Regions from separate parts of the Mus musculus genome. Here region 2 is linked to region 1. A link is a loop called in an ENCODE intact Hi-C map of the cell type or tissue named here. Cell type or tissue: left cerebral cortex. All regions are shown on one strand.

Region 1 (4,000 bases):
CACTTGCAGTGGAGGACAGGCACTCTGCCATAGCACCTGGGGAGAGCTGCTTCTAGGCTAAGCGGCCCCCTGACAGGCAGGAGCACTTCTGTTTACTGTGACTTATGACCGAGAGTGTGGCTTGATCAACAGAAGCACACAGTCTCACAGGACTTCTGGAGGCACTGGAGACAGAGATGGCTGACAAGTCAGTGGGTTCCTCTCAGAGGCTAGGATCTAACTCAGTTGCATGGTTCTCATGAAAGGCCCAGCACTTTCACGCACTTTGGCTATCAAACAGAGCTCTACCTTCACCCTCACTTGTGTGCTGTGTGTGGTCTGTCTGTCTGTCCATTCGCCTTCCTTTTCACAAGGACACAGTCATAGCAGATTAGTCCCTGACCTAATGACCTCATTTAAACTTGGTCATCTGTAGAGACTCCGTTCACAGAACCTGGGAATTAGGGTTTCACTCCACACCACTCTCTCCTCCTGCAGTCCTGTGGTTTGCTGTACGTCCCTCTGAATCCACACCTCAGTACCGCTGTGGGAACTTTTGCCCATCTGTTACCGGCAGCTCTCTTCTCTCTGGGCTGAAACCATATGCTTCAGCATCAAACCATGCTCTGAAACCCACCTGGGCCCAGCGTGCAGACCAAATACCACCTCCTCCCCCACAGAAAAGCTTTCCTATCCCCATGTGACTGCAGCCTTCCAAACTCCTTGTCACATCTGGCTCAGTTCCCTCCGTTAGGATTTGCTCTTGTCTGCCTGGCATGTATTTGTCTAAAGATCTTCATCATCCATTCAATGTTAGCTTATGTTTAGTGCAGATGTCCTGCATATGAGACACTCTCCTGGCCCTGTGAACAAACTTTACACAATTGTCTGTATGGATCATCAGAATGTTTGTAGCAGCGGCAGCAGCAGAGGGACCCAGCATGGCCCAGCAACACCACATATGTAAAGGAAAGGGGAGTTCTGAGCATGAGTTTGTTTACCCTCTGCATCTTGGGGTGAAAGGTGCCTCTTACATCCTGGGTGGTAGCCTGGCTGCCTTGTAATGTTAGATATAGGACTCCCAGTAGCCCTGGCCTCACACTTAACTCCACCACTCATAGATATTGACATACTGGGGCCAGCCTCATCTACCTTATAGATAGTGACTATCTGTGGCAGTCCCATCTACCTCATTTGCCAAATGGAGTGCTAACAGTAGCAAAAATCCAGGACCGCTCAGCATATCCAGAAAATACTGGGGAGAAAACTCCTTGACTAGTCCCTAGTACTTAGGTCTTTGGTAAATCAGATCCAGTGCTGGTGAACACATCCCCAGGATCTCAGTACTGGGGAGGTGGAGGAAAGATGATTAGGAGTTCAAGGCCAGCCTGGGCTGCATAGAAAATACAAGGCCAACCCTTTCACAAACAAAGCAACAAACAAAACTACAAAGGAATAAAAGCAAAGCAAAGGGACCAGTTAGGACCCCTGGGGTTTGCGGGTGGAGCAGCTTGTGTGGGTGGAGCAGCTTGTGTGGGTGGAGCAGCTTGTGTGCGTGGGTGACTTGGGAGGTGACTCACAGGAGAAGATAGCACATGGGGAGCGGGAAGGTGTGGATCCTGGTCATCTTCACTGCAAGTGTGGCTTTCTCGCCTCTCCTGTCCCAGAGCTTGTCACTGCTTATTAAAATGAATGCAGCTTTTGGGTCCAATTCCCTCCAGGGTCAAACTCACTCTTAAGCTGGGGAAGTGTGAGCCAGCAGTAACGTTCAACAAGCTCAGTCCAGAGAGATGCAGGGCAGAGGCCCCAGAGCCTGCAGGGGAAGTGGGTGAGGCTCAGCTGAGGAGTGGGGCTCTGGCTGTCTGCAAATCCTGTCCTCCTCCGTCCTCAAGGAACGGATGGCTGTGCTGAGGCCGGCTGAGCCTCAGCAGCTTGAGTTCAGCCGAGGAGGTGAGAACGCCTGAGCCCAGGACCTGCTCAGCGTGGGCAGGGGAGACCTGGAGGGCTGCCACTGAGCCGGAGCCAGCTCCAGCTCCAGCCCTGCAGCTCGGGTGCTGGTGCATTGCCTCTTTCTCAATCCTCTGAGTCAAAAGTCCTGTGGCAAGCAGCAGTCCTCCTGAGTCATGTGCCCACAACCCTCTCACCTGAGCTCTCACCTGAAAGAACCCAAACTGGTTTCTAACCACACCCCTTCCAGCAGGACAGAACTCTGTGCCGGGGTCACAGGGCAAGCTGGAGGTCAGAAGCACATCCGTTTGTTCATCCCCACTTAAGAAGACCTGGGGATAACGCTGCTTGTGTCCTGGGTGGCTCGCTGGTGGTTGCTGGAGAACATGTCTTGGAAAATACAGACTCCAATTTAACCCTGACCTTTTGAAAAAGAAAGACCCTGCTTCCCGTCTCCCCACCAGATCCAATTGATTTTATCTGGACATGAGATAATTTTGTACAATATGGTACTAAGCATAATATGCCAGACCTGGTAGTACCAGCTTGTAAACTCCAACTGCTGGAGAGGGTGAGGAGAAACGACCACAAGGCTTGCCTCGGCTCCTCTGAGCTTAAGAGCAGGCTGGACAACTGCATGAGAAACTCTGTCTCCAAAAGCGGGCAGGGGGGCAGCTGAGGAGATGGCTCAGCAGGTAAAGACTCCGTGGTGGAAGAAGAGAGTTTGCTGCTGTGTCTTAGGTCTAACCTCTACATATGTCTCCCCACACCAATAATAAATAAATGGAAACATTAGCTTCAAAGTAATTTTCCAATGGCAAAATGCTGGCTAACAAGTTTGAGGCTCTAGCTCCAATCAATGTCCAGTGCTACAAAATAAATAGAAATAAATATTTAGAACTGACACAGCTGTCCTCTTTTGCTGGAGTTTCTCCTAAATGCTCTGGTACCATCATCCACTCTGCCCCTGGCCTGACTGAGCTGGTACCCGGTCAGCTCAGCCATTCCCTGGGAGTTTTCTATCAATCTTGTATGGTTTGAACCCTAATCCAGAAATAAAGTAGGAAGCAAACAGTAGATTTGTCTCTTCCTGGGCCATCCATAGCTCTGTGACCTTTGGGCCTTTGGGCCTTTGCATTGTTTATCACTTAGTGGTGGTTCTTATCCATCTTCTCAGTGTAGGGGGGGGGGTCTGCTGAGATGGTGTGTGGTCCTCTGGACTCATGAAGAGCTCTTCAAGAAGAAGCTCGGCCTTACAGATGGTAAAGTGTGTCTGGCTAAAGATGGGTGTGAGATCGTAGTAAAACCACGAAACCAGGACACTCCTTGGTGGAAAGAAAGAGCTAATAATGAATATCTGTCAAGGCTATCTCTCCCCGGGACAGAGAGGAGAGCCAAGGGGCATGGGAGCTCTGCCAGTTTTAAAGGGCACAGGTAGCTGCCAGGGGGGAGCCTGCTAGCTGGAACTGTGAGGGGAGGAGTTGGGGCTTTCATCTGTTGCAGGCTTATTTGGGTTAATAGGGAACTGGACGCCTTTTCTGGAGGTAGGGAGCTGGAGGGGGCGGGAGGGGACAGATAAGAAAGGAATGGCTTTTCCTGGGAAACAGAAGCCCACTTTACAAGGTTTCTAGGAATGCTGACCTTCAGTAGCAATCCTTCTGTTTGCCTGGTCAGAGTCCATCCTGAGCTGAGCCCAGACTGACATTTTGGGGGTGGGTACCTAACATTCCAGCCTTTTGTTGAGGATAAGGGACATCAATAATCTCTAGCTTCGTTGAGCTGGGCAAGACAATGTTGTTGGGTTTTCAGAAAGGCTGGATTGTCAGTCAAAATTGGTGTGTGTGTGTGTGTGTGTGTGTGTGTGTGTGTGTGTGTGTGTTTAGGTCTGTGATGGTAGGAGAGCTGGGGACATTCTGTCAGAAGTTTCTGTTTTACTGACTGGTGGGTAATTTCACTAATTCTATCCCGAAGGAAGCTGAAGAGACAAGGAGGCATCATTATTATGAGAAGTATAGATATTAGTGGACCCAGGACGAGAAGGAGTCAGGGACCCAAGAAAGACAAAAGGAAGAGA
Region 2 (4,000 bases), 110 kb after region 1:
CTGCTGCACCCACAAGCTGGCTTCCCTAAGAAGCTCAGCTTGCCCTCAATCCCTGGAGCGGTGGAGGGGGCAGGGACAGGAACTCGATGTTTGACCGGGTCAGGAATCCCACCTGCAAGCATGCTTTCCTCACCCCATCCCCTCAAGCGGTTTCTTGGTAGGGCGTCGGCGAAGACTGTGGTCCCGCGGGTGGGGGAAGTGGAGTCCACCTTGGAAATAGCTCGAACATTGTATTTTAAACTTCAACTACATCAAACTCAAACTCGATTCTGCCACCGAGCGTCGGGTCTGGGGCTCCCTGCCACGCCACTAGCTCTTTGGTACCGGCTTCCCTTAGTCCCCACTCCAACCGCCCAGAAGGACGGGAGGGACGCGCAGAGGCGGGCCCTGCTGCTAGTGCCTGTGCTGCAGATGGGAGGACGAGCCAGCGCCTGCCGCCTTGGGCGTGGGCGGTGAGTGCGAGCAGGTGTCTGTTCCGTGACAGGGCTCCCGCCGCCACCATCTCGCCCTGGTTCTCCCCAGTCCTCCGGCTTAGAGTGACAAAACCCGGCAAATGCTCAGAAATGCCGCTCAGTGGTTCATCCATCCCTTGCTTCCACGCAAGACCCACGAGAACCACGCTGCCAAAGAACGTCTGGTGGCTCGGAGCCGCGCTCGCAGCCTCCGCCTCCGCCTCCTGCTCGGGGTCCCGCCCACTCCCTGGCGGGCCCAGACGCTGTGGGCGCGAAGGGGACTGGGCGGAGCGGGCTTCCCTTCCCACCCCCCACGTGGGGCCGGCTCTCCGCAAAGCCTAGTCGCCGCCACCGCGCCTCCCAGCTATGCCCCGCCGCCGGCGCCGCCCCCGGGCATGGGCGGAGGACTGAAGGCTAGGGTTGGGCGAGGGGCGTCACGGAGTCAGGTGGTCCCCGGAGTTCCCCGGGGCTGGACCGAGGGAACACGGTGCCTCGGGTTGTGTACACGCTCCACTGACAGAGCCTCTTGCAGCCGGGCAGCCGCTGATCACGCGTGGCTCTGCCAGCTCATTGGCTGAGGCCTCACACACCTTTGCCGCTGATTGGTCGACACTAGGCCCCGCCCTCTACCCCGCCCGCGGCGCGGGGCAGGCAGAGCGGCTACCTGCACGGGGAGGGGGGCAGACAGCGCGGAGCGCGGTGGCGTCGACGTCTAGTGTCTCAGTGCTCCCGTCTGTGGCTAACTAAGCAGCCAGCAGCCAGGCAGCTCGCGACCTGCGGCCAGGCAGCCAACCATGCTCAACTTCGGCGCTTCTCTCCAGCAAGCTTCGGTAAGTTACCTGAGGATGCTGGTCCTTTCCTGCCGGTCAGTGTAGGGGAGCCAGCCGGAGCGCGAAGCATGAGCCCCTAAATAAGCCACGCCTGAGAACCCAGGCTGCAGCGGGGTCTTGCAAGGGATTTCCTCCCTGCAGGCTGGAATATCATCGAGGGCATGTGCAAAAAAAAAAAAAAAAAAAAAAAAAAAAAAAAAGGGTCGGAAGAAGCCTGGGACCTGGACCAGGGGAGAGCGATCCTGGGTATCCAGGAGACAAGGAGGACTCTCAGGGAGACCCCAGGAGACGAGTGAGCTGGAGGGGCTGTCTCCCTGGAAGCGCGGTTTAGATGGAGGGGGCGCCCTGCACCTGGCTCTGGCGGGAGATGCCCCTGTCTGCACCAGGAATGCGACCCGGGGTGACAAGGACTACTCACGGTCTGCCTAGCCGAGAGGAGGGCGCCTGCTCTTCGGGGGAGGGGGAAACCCTGCCAGGTGGAGACCGCGGGGCTGGGCTAGCCCGGGGCTGGGGGAGGGGATGGCCGGCTTCGCGCGGGGTATGGAAGGCACGCGGACTCTGCGGCCGCCAGGGGAGCCGCGGCGCCCCCGCAGACGTCGGGAGGGGACTCCCCATCCGAGGCGGAGGCAGGTGGCTGCCTATAGATTACTCTTGGCAGGGGGCAGGGTCCTGCCTTGGAGCCCGACAGCTTGGCGGGGGAGTCGGGACCGCGAGACGCGGGGGCCGCGTGTCGAGGCGGGAACCGTGGGGCCGCGCGCCTGGAGCCCGTGCTGTGGGCGCCGCACGTCTGGGAGCCTGCAGAGACTGCTTGCGGGGGCTCAGGCTGCCGGAAACAGCAGTCGGACGAATGCTGCAGATGCGGGTAGGCTGAGGTCCCGCGGGCCGAGTGGGCGGAGTGCCCCAGGCTCCGGCCGCTCCCCGGAGGCGGCGAGCAGGAGGAGGGCGGCGGTCGGGCTTCCGCGGGGACCCGGCCCCACCTCCCGCAGCCGAGGCGGAGGCCAGGGATGGGCGGCGAACGGGTGCACCCGGGGAGCTTCTCGTCCCCGAGTGACCCAGCCCCGGCCTCCGCCAGGGGCGGGAACGAGGCCCGGCCCTGCTGTCGGTTCCTAAGGGAACCGCGGCTCGGAGGAGGTGGAAGGGGCGGGCGACTCGGGAGCCGACACCGCCCAGCCCTCGCGCCGCCCGGCGCGCACTGGCGAGCGGTTGGCGGCGGCGCCCGCGGCCCCTCCCCGGCCGAGCGGGGGCGGGGGCCCGTGCTCAGGAAGTAGGGGAAAGGTGACGGCGCGGCAATTCCCAGTTCACGTTTCCTGCGCCGCCCGGAGCAGTCGCTGATCACGCTTTGTTCACATGCCTCGCCCCCTCCTCCTCGCGCCCCCACCCTGCCCGCCCAGCCAATCCGGACGCGGGCCGCGGGCCGGCCGGCCAATGGCAGGGGCGGGGCGCGGGGACGTGCGCGCGGCGGGCAGTGTTCCCGGTGACTCACCCGCCAGCCTCATTGAGGTTAGGGCGGCCCCATCGGTCGGTCCCCGCCAGCGAGGATCTCCCCCGCCGGCCTCCCGCGCCCCGCCCCGCCCCGCCCCGCCTCGCTTCTGCCTCCACCCGGCTTCCCTTTCCTGCCTCGCACCAGCTCTTCGCTCCCTCCCGGCTTCCCCTCCCGGCTCACATTCTTCACCCCTGGCTGCCTTTTTTCCCACCCCTCTTTCTTTGAGTTGGTGACTATAGGCTTTTTACACTTACAGTCTTCATCCATTGCAGCTTACATAAAGGCGCGAACGATTATGCAATTACATTGTTAGTGATGTTTCAAGAACCGTGTCTTGTTTTCCCACACTCAGCAGGAAGATAGGCATTTTTAGAAAAGCGTTAAGATTATCATTGCCATTTTATTTATGTATTAGGTTTTTGCTTTGTCTTTATGAGTTCAGGCTGGCCCTGAACTAGTTATATAGCCAGAGTTGGCCTGGAGCCTTATATTCCAGGCTCCCCCACTTTATGAGGCTTTTCATAATTTTTGCAACCTCTACTTTAACCAGAAGAATTTGGAAGTTCTTTTTAAGAGGAAAGTAGAGATGGTTGGTGATTCTTTTGAAATTCAGGTCATGGAACTTTTAATGTGAGACATTAGGTCGAAGGTGTTGCACACAGAGCATGATCGGTTATCAAATCATGTTTTAATTAAATTAAAACCAACTTGTACTCGGGGTTTTTTGTTTGTTTGTTTTTGCATATCCCAAGAACATATTTTATGCCTGTCTGGTCCCTTATGGTACAGAAAAGCATTGTGTTTAATAAATCTGATAAAAATCATAGATATTAAGAGATTGAGACTTGACCAAAATAAAATATTTTTTTCCTCTTTGGTTGCTTTGTGTGTTTTGCATTTTGAGATGCAACTTCCAACTTCTTGGCCTCCACATTCCTGAGATTATACATGTATCCCACCATGCCTGGCTGTATTTGTGTGTGTCCACTTATTTTACTCAATCTCCACCGTATGTGATGAAGTTACCAATTTCAGACTTTAGGTAACTAGATACCACTTTAACCTGGAAGTAGTTTAAGTCAAATTACATTTTAAGACATTCGTCTTAATTCCCTTACTGGTAATAAGGTGGCCTTTAACCTTGAAATAAAATAGCAAGCATTGGGCATTCCTGCGGTTTGGATAACCAGATAACTGATTAGCTTCAACTTTTGTTTTTGTAGGAGGGGAAAATG

Evidence for each region. Peaks named below come from ENCODE experiments on the same cell type or tissue, not always from the same donor. Only the 100,000 strongest peaks of a DNase experiment are listed, where the experiment ranks them.
Region 2: it touches region 1 in a loop (6-fold over the local background); 3 of 42 quality-filtered maps call a loop at or near these places.

Annotation. Positions count from the first base shown.
Region 1 is chr15:38,404,301-38,408,300 of GRCm38, reverse strand. Gm41307 (a long non-coding RNA gene) reads left to right here and starts at 3,651. Exons shown (of 2, transcript XR_875181.2): 1 at 3,651-4,000. In left cerebral cortex, no CTCF peak of the experiment used is centred here; DNase peaks (open chromatin) are centred at 613, 1,603 and 1,949; H3K27ac peaks cover 355 bases.
Region 2 is chr15:38,297,841-38,301,840 of GRCm38, reverse strand. Klf10 (Kruppel-like factor 10) reads left to right here and starts at 1,130. Exons shown (of 4, transcript NM_013692.3): 1 at 1,130-1,282; 2 at 3,989-4,000. The coding sequence starts at 1,247. Gm35248 (a long non-coding RNA gene) reads right to left here and starts at 3,094. Exons shown (of 3, transcript XR_001781645.2): 1 at 3,020-3,094. In left cerebral cortex, a CTCF peak has its summit at 1,873; DNase peaks (open chromatin) are centred at 1,055, 2,029, 2,588, 3,009 and 2 more places; H3K4me3 peaks cover 3,667 bases; H3K27ac peaks cover 3,599 bases.